Linked DNA regions of Homo sapiens: region 2 is linked to region 1. A link is a contact called in ENCODE Hi-C or POLR2A ChIA-PET data. All regions are on one chromosome and are shown on one strand. Each heading gives the region's core, a stretch centred on a gene start or an enhancer-like site at or near the end of the contact. The rest is flanking DNA. Distances are from core to core; before and after follow the strand shown. Region 1 overlaps LOC339975 (a long non-coding RNA gene). Region 2 overlaps LINC02492 (long intergenic non-protein coding RNA 2492).

Evidence for each region. A loop is a pair of places that touch in the nucleus more often than their neighbours do. ChIA-PET counts read pairs that join two places held with the same protein, here RNA polymerase II (POLR2A). Pooled maps may share reads with other maps.
Region 2: a loop to region 1 is called in a map of PC-3, with 4 times the contacts of the local background. The contact joins two enhancer-like sites. A Hi-C loop is called at or near these places in 1 of 168 maps with a recorded cell type or tissue (PC-3) and 2 of 50 pooled maps. POLR2A ChIA-PET finds 5 or more read pairs at or near these places in 3 of 52 experiments (BJ, PC-3 and naive thymus-derived CD4-positive, alpha-beta T cell).

What each region holds. Positions count from the first base shown.
Region 1 is chr4:187,477,407-187,482,653 of GRCh38, reverse strand. The region is part of intron 1 of LOC339975 (a long non-coding RNA gene); the gene reads left to right. Among named protein-coding and RNA genes, the nearest start is that of LINC02515, 71 kb to the right of the region's middle. Within about 2 kb of position 2,078, at least 2 of the 41 ENCODE cell types and tissues checked have a DNase peak (open chromatin) inside an H3K27ac peak, as active enhancers do; they include PC-3, where a contact is called at or near this core.
Region 2 is chr4:187,584,933-187,590,179 of GRCh38, reverse strand. The region is part of intron 2 of LINC02492 (long intergenic non-protein coding RNA 2492); the gene reads left to right. All of the region lies in intron 2 of LOC105377604 (a long non-coding RNA gene), which reads left to right. Among named protein-coding and RNA genes, the nearest start is that of LINC02492, 85 kb to the left of the region's middle. Within about 2 kb of position 3,224, at least 3 of the 41 ENCODE cell types and tissues checked have a DNase peak (open chromatin) inside an H3K27ac peak, as active enhancers do; they include PC-3, where a contact is called at or near this core.

The DNA of each region.
Region 1 (5,247 bases), core at 829-3,328:
AGAAAAATGCCCATGTTCATCTTCTATTAAAAATGCTATCTTTAAAAAAGAAAATAAAAGATGCCTCATTAGTCTTTATTTTTTTGAGTACTTACTCTGGCCCACATCTCTATTATTTGCATGTTTTTCATTGCCTCAGTTAAGTTTTATGCCATCCTTTAGGCATATTAAAAGTAAAACGGAGGCCCGGCATGGTGGCTCACGCCACGCCTGTAATCTCGGCACTTTTGGAGGCCGAGGAGGGTGGAACAACTGAGATCAGGAGTTCAAGACCAGTTTGGCTGACATGGTGAAATCCTGTCTCTACTAAAAATACAAAAAAATTAGCTGAGCATGGTGGCGGGTGCCTGTAATCCCAGCTACTTGGGAGGCCGAGGCAGGAGAATCGCTTGAACTCAGGAAGTGGAGGTTGCAATGAGCCGTGACTTCACCACTGCACTCCAGCCTGGGCAACAAGAGTGAAACTCCGTCTCAAAAAAAAAAAAAAAAAAAAAAAAAAAGAAAAGAAAAAAAAAAAAGTAAACAGCACACAAGAACATTTTGGAGAATTTATTTGAGCAAACAGCAATTAATGAATCAGGAAGCTCCAAACCACAACTGGGTTAGGATGAGCACAGAATAAAGGAAAAAAAATTGATTGTTTGCAGTTATACAGTTTTCCTTATGTGGTCTATTTTATTGGAAAGTCCCTGCTTCTATAATTATAAGTTAGTTGGCTGCTTCATATTGATTGGGCTTGAATTCCGTTTTTATTTAATATAGGCGTTTACAAGAAATAGCTCAAGTTAACTTTCACTTCTGTTTGCCGATCAAGCAGGGTTAGGGTCACTGATGAGGCCTCACTGGCTATGTCTGCTCAAGGGTTGTTCAGGCCTAGCCTCCATATTAATTTGCCTTAATAGGCAGGACTTTTCTTTTGAGGGAAGAGGCTTTTGGAGGAAAGGGTCCACTGAAGACGTAACCATGACAGGGGCATGTGATTTTCCAGACAGAGAAAGTGAGGAAAGAGTCTCAATGCAGCAGATTAAGGAAACTGAAACAAAGATTTTCCAAATGGAAAAGCAGAGATTTGAACGGAGCACTCTCTGGTGCCGAAGCCTTGTTGTCTCCACCAAGAACATCTTCATTGCTTGAGGAAGTGTTGTGCATATTCACCTTTACTTGTTCAATGCTAGTATAGCACCTGGTAGTTTCTCAATGCGTCCTGTGAATTTTACCTTTCAATTTTTTAATTAAAAAAATTTTTTTTTATGTATTTTTTGAGACGGAGTCTCGCTCTGTCGCCCAGGCTGGAGTGCGGTGGCGCGATCTCGGCTCTCTGCAAGCTCTGCCTCCCGGGTTCACGCCATTCTCCTGCCTCAGCCTCCCGAGTAGCTGAGACTACAGGCGCCGACCACGACGCCCGGCTAATTTTTTGTATTTTTAGTAGAGACGAGGTTTCACCGTGTTAGCCAGGATGGTCTTAGCCAGGATGGTCTCGATTTCCTGACCTCGTGATCCACCCACCTTGGCCTCCCAATTTTACCTTTTAAACATATATCCTTTACTCTCTCTGCTCCTTTTAAAACCCACTTCCGATGCATTAGGTCATTACCTCATGTGGACAGTTGAAATAATCTGCAGAGTAGTTTTCCTGCCTCGTATTGTTACTTTCAGTCTATCCACTGTATGATTCATTCCCTGCTTCCTTCTCGACAATATTTCCGCAGATTACCACCCAAGCTTCACAACTGACCCATGAGGCTACTTAGTGTTGCCTGAACAGCCAATGCAAATTCTATGCTAATACTTCTCCATGACAATATCACTTTCTCTCTTTGCTGAAATGACCTTGTGTACACGAAAAAATACCTGACTTATCTTTTGAGACTCATTTCAAGGTTTCCTCCATGGCATTGTTTTGAATCTACCCAGAATCTGCAGCTCTGTTCTTTTTGCTAGTGTTCGGTCTTGTGTAAACACTGTTACAGCGGATGTTACAGTGTGTCCTAAAGGTCTGGACTTAGGTCTGTTTTCCCTACTAAGCTGGAAATTGCTGGAGGCAGGGACATCTTGGCATTGTATCCTTAGAACACATGCACTTGAGCTCAATAAATGTTATTAAGTGAATCATTTGTTGAACAAATGAATGGGTAATCTACTCTTGAGCAACAAGGTACTCACAAGTGCCAAAAAGACACTATTCTCTTATTAGAGGTTATAATCTGTGACAAAGAAGCTTTAGACAGTGCATGAATTCACAGAACCCGTCTCTTGGCATGCTGAGGATAGCAATGTGACACCAAGTGTCTTGGGAAATTTTGAGCAGGGTGACATACTAGCCTCTAGTACCACCTAGAAATGCATGCAGTTTACAACCACATTGTCTAAAATCAGCATCAAAACCCCAAGCATGAATATTGCTCAGTGGAATGGTATGGTTAGGTCAAAAATAAACGAAGTTTGCAAGGAAAAAAATCTAAAAATAATGGCCTGAAAAGTGATAACTCTTCTCTGTAAGATGTAATTGTTTCTGAAGGAATTGCTTACCTGAGTAATGTTATAATTAGCTCATCACAGTTAGGGAGAGCATTAGGGCCCCTTAATTCTAGCATCCCACCTAAGGCAGGACTTCCGGAGAGATGCCAGTCCAGATTCTACCTGAACACTTCCAGAAATGGGAGTCTCATCACTGGAGAGGGAAGCATCTCCTTATTCTGGAGGCAGCTCATTTAATTTTGGATTATTCAGGCTGAGATGAAATCTGCCTTCAATCCGTTGGCCCTGGTCGTTTTTCCAGAGCTACGCAGAACACATCAACTTGTTTTTCCGTGTGAAAACTTTTCATGTATTTGAAGACAGCTATCATTTCTGCCAAAAGCTTCTTTTCCATTAGATTAGAAACACTTCATTTCATGCAATAATTTCTTATGTGATATTCGTTTAAAGCCTTCAGCTCTCTCTGGCCATATTCCAAAGCACACACTTCAATATGTAACCAAATGTGGACACAATACTGCAAGTGTACCTAAGCATTGCAGACATGTCTCATCTTATGTGTATAATATACTTCTTTATCAAAATAAGATGTTTTTACTATATTCAATGAATAAATGGATCGAAATATTCTTAGCTAGGAATTGTTCTTGGATACAAAGGTAAGACAGTCTTTACTTCAAGAAGCCTACAACCTAACAAAATAAAAATACTCTCTCAATAAATTGTGATATTGTCTCAGCACTGTAATTGAGGTAGAGCAAGATATGATCACCAAGTAACTGACATATTAGGTTTTTACACAATGGAAGATCTCTGCTTATTTCAGACAACTTGATATTCATTAAGGATTCATTCCAGACCTGTGCCATTCGAAAATCTAAATGCTGCACCCTCTCCATATCTTTCCTAATTTCATGATGTTGATTTTGTTATAATTCCAGCATAGCAAGGTCTTTTAAACCTTTGTTCTGTCATCAGATATGTTCGTTTTCGATTCTTAGCTTTGTGTCTCCTCTGAGAGCCACAGGGAAGCTGGCTGCACTGTACATGAGCAAAATAGTTTGCGTTCAGCTTTCCCAGCAGAAATATGTGTTGGGGAATTTGGCTAATGGGAAGTGGTAAGGCATATATTTAGAAAAGACAGTTTATTTTACCCAAGACAAATATAGACCCTTGGAATTCTATCCACCATGACTCACAGACAGTGCAGAGTTTCAGCCCCGAAGGGCTGTGTGCTGTTGGCTGTTGGCACACAGTGAAGCCGGGGCCTGAGAAACAGAGAAAAGCACAGAAATGGCTGATGTTTTCAGGCCAGCTTTTGACACCAGACGCCAGATTGCAAGTTGAAACGTTCCCTTATCTCCAGCCCTGCAAGGTAGCTTATAATGTTCTTAAAATAATTAAGCTTCCTTTACGTCGTCTCTGCTTGAATTGCATTTAGCACCTTGCTGGAGAGGCCTTTCCTGACCACCCTGTATAAACAGTCCCAGCCCTGCCTCTGTGCTTGCTCTATCCTTGCCCTGCCCTGTTTCCCATGGCTCTTACCGCTGTGAGACTTACTACGTATTTCCTACTCGTAGACTGTTAGACTCCCTCCATCCCCATGTCCACATGCAGCAGAACATAAGCTCCGCAAAAGCATGGGCTTGGGTTTCCTGACTGTGAACAGGGCCTGGCACTAGCACGTGCTCCATTGGCACGTGCTCAATAAATATTTGTTGAATAAATGAATGAATCTGAAGTAAAATGACGGTAAATTATTGACGTACTTAGCTGGTAGAAGATTTAAAAAAATGACTATGGAAACAACCGAGAATGTCATGTTTATTTGATCGTTCCTAGAAAGATACGATTAATTATACAAAGAATTTTGAGCTTCTCTAAATAAAAGAGCGGTCTGTGTACTTTCAGTGTGTGCTGGTGTTATTTAGCATGTGAAGAAAAGAGCTTATGAAATAGTAATCATAGCTTCCCATTACCAGATACCGAGTAATGGAGTGGTGGCTTAGCATACCTTTTCCCATTGAGCATAGATTTTATTGTATATCTTATTTAGACAAAAGGGAGCTCAGAGGGCATCAGCCATTTACCAGTGGCCCACAGCTCAAAAGGGCCAGAGTCTAACTCCTCTCACCTTGCAACACTTACTAACAAGCAATAAGCAAAGAAACACATGTATCTTCCTTTTATGAAATGTCCCCGGGACACTCACCACCCTTGCTGGGGAATTTTATATCCAGGTGAGGCTTTCGTGCTACCTGCAGCTGATCAGAGTCCTGTACTTGGTATCACCACATAATCACGATGGCTCTGCCTACAAAAGTGACTACCAAAGTGACACCTGCATATTTTCTACTCCTTGCTTTGCTTTCAAATCGCATTTGCCAAGAAAATCAGGTAAAGCAATGTTTTTGAAGCAGTCAGCATTCTTTACATCTGAAAGAAGTTATGTTTCTTTCTCCCCCATTCATCACTCCCTCAACATAAGATTTTACAATCCAAATGAGAGAGCTGTATCAAGAAAAGGTTGCACTTCTCTCTTGCTGACAATTTTGTTAGGTAAGATAAACGACAGAGCTTGCTCTTCAGACCCTATCTGAATTCTAAAACTCTCGCAGAAGTAATTTTTGCCCAGGAGTTAACAGGAGGAAGTAAGGGGATTGCCCGTAAAGCAGATACATACTGGGAAGGAACAGCAAGCAGAAAAGTGCAGCCACAAAGGCCTTGTGCAGAGATGCTCTTACAGTTTCACCCACACAAAGTCGCCTA
Region 2 (5,247 bases), core at 1,975-4,474, 110 kb before region 1:
ATGCCTCTTTGATTTAAATGATTTGTAAACTTGATACTCTCTATATCTTCAAGTTATTGATCTAAAAAAAGTGTGCACTGAGTCGGGGCCATGGACAAAAACTTCAGAAGAAAACAGATATCCTCTTTCAGCCTGATAATGGACAAATAATCAATCCTTTTTATTCTACAAGCCACAAGAAGACCTTGTTATTGAAACTTTTCAATCTTCTTATAAAAAATATCTTGATAACAACCCGAAGGCATGTCGTATTTACTGATTAGTATTGTTTGATAAAATTTCTCATGCAACCCATGCTAATCACTATTATTACATTTACTATCATTTTATTTTCATTTGCCAAGTACTAATGGAACACATCTTTGATGATCTGTTCTGAAATTTCATCAGAGTTAGACCTATATTTTATTTTCTTCTTTAGAAATAATTTACAATTGTTCTAATTTTATATGGTATGATATCTATAGGAGAGCATATATGTGTATATACATTCTTTTGTAACTGAAAGATAGGATTAGATCATCTAATCAAATCTCATTTTTAAAATGAACAAATACAGGCATAAGGAGATATATTTATGTCAGTGTAAAACTAATTATGTGTTTCATTTAGTGAGGTCCTTCACCATCTGCCAAGGACAATCCTAATTTACTTAAAGAAGTTAACTTCCAAGTTGAAGATACCCTCAGAGTTTCCAAATATGACTTTCCATCATTATGATGTTGAGCATATTTCAAAACTACAGTCAAGGGATTTTGTGATTGGCCTGACTCCATCTATTCCAAATAACTTACATTAATAAGAATTATCATTAGGTGATAAAGAGATGAATTGGACACAACCATCGCATTAAGTATAATACATGAGACTGTTGACCTTATATCTAATAACTGAAGGACACACCAAAAAAAGACAGGTTTCTGTGACATAAGCTGCAAGGCAGACCCAAAATTACTGATGTTTCTGTGATACAAGCTTGTTATAGAATATTTAACGTTTTATCTATAAATAATTTGAATTCTGCAGAGCTTGTTTGCAGGCGTTTTAAATCAGTATTAACTGTATCATCTTATTAACAATCAAAATTAAAAACCAATGGCAATTTATTTTTGCCTTTCTCAAATAAATTACATTTCTGTCTGCTACACAGATATAGCCTATTAATGTGATTTATTTAAAAAGATGAAAATAAAGCATGAATAAATAAAGCAAAAAAGACACAACCCTTAAAATGCTAATTCTCTTCTTTCCCATTATGTCTGAAAGTATACTCCCCTTTGCAAATGCCGGGCTCTGTGCTGCTTGGGTCAGGTCTACCGAAGTAAAGTGCTGTACAAGATTGCTGCAGTGGAAGTTCGAGCTTTTCTTTCATTTCGAATCAATCCAGACAGCTGTTCCTGGTCACTTTATGAAACTCTGTAGGCTTCCTCTTTGCTTTGGTTGTATGAAACTGGTTTGAAGACTTCAGCTTAAAAAAAAATAATAGTACAGTGGCATTCTGGTTGTCAGAAAAGCAGACTCTTGGTGCCTTAAGATCAAGAGATGGCTGGGCGTGGTGGTTCATGCCTGTAATCCCAGCATTTTGGGAGGTCGAGGCGGGTGGATCACATGAGGTCAGGAGTTCGAGACCAGCCTGACCAACATGGTGAAACCCCGTCTCTACTAAAAATACAAAAATTAGCTGGATATGGTGGTGTGCACCTGTAATCTCAGCTACTTGGGAGGCTGAGGCAGGAGAATCACTTGAACTCGAGAGGCGAGGGTTGCAGTGAGCCGAGATCATGCTATTGCACTCCAGCCTGGGCAACAAGAGCAAAACTCCATCTCAAAAAAAAAAGAGCAAGAGACTAATACATAATTTCAAGATTAATAATTACATTCACATCTACAATAACAGCAATTATTTACTGAATATTACCTATATGTCAGGTCTTTTTTTTTAATTTTAAAATTTCACAATCCGTAAGTGAATGCATCCTTATTGTAAATAATTCAGTCAATACACAGCAAACAAAATTCAACCTTGATAAATCTCTGTTCCTCCAATCCCCTACCCATATGCCTTCCCCTTAGAATTGATCACTGTTGCTCTTCATTTACATATGATACATATGATTTTACATATGTTCTATAAATATGTTTTATATGCCACATATGTTTATATGTGTAAATTCTATATTATATACTATTTTTTATTGTGGGCTTTAAAATATATATGGGACCAGTTTTTATATATTGTTCTTCAATTTAAAAAATAACAACAGTATGACTGAAAATTTCTTGGCAATATGTACAGATATGCATCGTTGCATTGAACCATGAACTACTAATTATCTTACAGTATTGTAAGTAGGGCATTTAGAGGCTGTCCTACCTTCTCAGTGATGAACAATACCTGTTTAGAGTATTTCTCTAGTGCAGACTCAAGGATTGGAGCTGTTAGATGAAAGAGTGTTTACATTTTACATTTTATAATATTCTACCAAATTCACCCCCCAAAAGAATGCATGGGTTTGTATTCACCAACACTGGTAGGAATGACTGCCTGCCTGTCAACAGGCTGTCTGACTATGGTGTTGTCGTATCCATCGCCATAGTTATCCCATACGTTTTCTAACCTGATGCATGCAGGTTGGCATCTTACTGATATTTTAATTTGCATTTCTTTGATTATCATTGTGGTTGAAAATTTTTGGTTTCTATTTATTGGCTATTCATGTTTCTTTTGTGAGTTGCCTGTCTTTATTTTTTGCTCATTTGTAAATTGTATTGTTTATACTTCTAAAACTAATTTTAGGAGTTTTTCGCATAGTCAAATATTCTAGATGTTTTTGGTTGTATATAATAATAATAACACCCAATGGTAATTGAGTCCTGGTACTGCTCTAAGCACTTTTTATAGATGACTGCATTTCATTCTTTCAGTACAGTGAGCCGGCACATCTGTCCCCATTTTACAAATAAGGGAATTGAGACACAGAGAGCTGAAAGACTGGGGTGTGTGTGTGTGTGTGTGTGTGTGTGTGCGCGCACGTAGCTTCTCATTTCGTCTGGAGGTCTCTCTCAGCAGAGTGGCTACAAACTTTAGCCCTGCCCTGATGAGATTCCTGGGCATTTGGTCACGGATGTTGACAGTGTGCCTTTTACTAACGACTTCATTCTGGCAGACAGCCTACTGCCTAAATGTCCAACCTGTGACCAGGCCTCCCTTCCACAAGAAGCTTGTTGATACTGGCAGACACCCTGTGGCTCTTGCCTGACCTGTGTGCAGTTTATTCCTACCAGGATGGCCGATCTCTAGGAGAGTCTTGACGGAGAAAGAAGCTGGGTTCAGGTGAGTCGGCCAGGTGAGACACAGTGGAGGCAGTACAGCGAAATCCAGAACAGAGCAGTTTTATTACTCACAGACCCCGCGGCGGGAGGGCAGCAGACCTTACGGGGCCAGCAGGAAGCGGGGAGCAGTCAGGGCTGTCAGGGACACAGGCTCAAGCAGAAGGTGCGGCTGACTGAGAGAGGGAGGACTTGGGGGCTGTGCCTTTATTGGGGTCCATGGGTGTTTTCCCCTAGGCCTTCCCTGTGCAGGTGTGGATGGGCGACTGTAAAGAAACCACGGCAAAGCGAGGAACTTTGTTATAGTTTCTGGTGCTGACCAGGAGGCTTCACCACCACCAGCAGCCGTGGGGTGTGCTGGGTTTCAGGTCAGTGAGATGAGGAAGAAGCAGGCTGTATCACAACTACTCACACGCGAGGGGAGGTTTAACTAGGACAAAGGTGATGGGGTGCGGCTGAGCTTCAAAAAATATATTAACGGCTGAGCAAGGTGGCTCACGCCTGTAATCCCAGCACTTTGGGAGGCCAGGGTGGGTGGATCCCCTGAGGTCAGGAGTTCAAGACCAGCCTGACCAACATGATAAAACTCCGTCTCTACTTAAAAAAAAAAAAATCCCAAAATTAGGTGTGGTGGCGCACGCCTGTAATCCCAGCTACTCGGGAGGCTGAGGCAGGAGAATCGCCTGAATCTAGGAGGCAGAGGTTGCGGTGAGCCAAGATTGCCCCATTGTACTCCTACTCCAGCCTGGTCGACATAAGCGAAACTCCGTCTGGGGGGGAATATATATATATATATATATATATATATATATATATATATATATATATAAAATGTCTGGCTTAGGAATGGATGCCAAAGCAGCAACTATATTAAACAAATTGATGACAATGACCTTGCCCAAGGTCACAGTTGGTGGCAGAGCTGGGCACAAAGTCAGACAGTCAGACAAACGCAGTCTACATCCTTTCTTCACCAATGTGTGGTATTGTCTTTGTATGTTTTCTAAGTGGAAGAGTTTCTCCCAGTCTGTCTCTTGACTTCTATTTATATTACTTTTATTATTATTATTATACAAAAATTTACATTCTATGTAGCCAAACTTGTCTGTCTTTCCCATTATTGTTTTTTTCCCAGTTATTACTTACAAGGCCTTCCATATTCTGAAAATTATTCTATTTTTTACAATAATATTATGGTTTTACTGAATCTGGAATATATGACATGTGAGCTGTAAAGTTATTTTTACCCCACAAATGGATAAATAGGTTTTCAAATTCTATTTTTATTGTATTTTCCTATCCATCCTTTTCCTACAATTTTGAATGATTTACCTTTATCATTCTGCACATGAGTTATACACATGGGTCAGTTTCTATATTTCCTATTCTGTTTCACAGATTGATTTTTTCCTTTCTTATGCCAAATCCTCACTTAAAACAGTAATGGAGATTAACTGAATTATTACAACTTTATGGTATGTTTTTATGTTGTTAAGGGCTAGTTCTTTAGCTTCACCTCACAGTCTTGTTCTTTTTAAAAAATTCCTTTGTTGGCCAGGTGTGGTGGCTCACACCTGTAATCCCAGCACTTTGGGAGGCCGAGGTGGGTGGATCACATGAGGTCAGGAGTTCAAGACCAGCCTGACCAACATAATGAAACCCCATCTCTACTAAAAACACAAAAAATTAGCTGGGCAAGGTGGCGGGTGCCTGTAATCCCAGCTACTTGGGAGGCTGAGGCAGGAGAATTGTTTGAACCCAGGGGGCAGGGGTTGCAGTGAGCCGAGATGGCGCAACTGCACTCCAGCCTGGGCGACAGTGCGAGACTCCATCTCAAAAAAAAAAAATTCCTTTGTCTATGTTTTTAAATTCACTCTTCCAGATGAAGCTTTGAATGGTAGTGTTTCTTGGAAACAT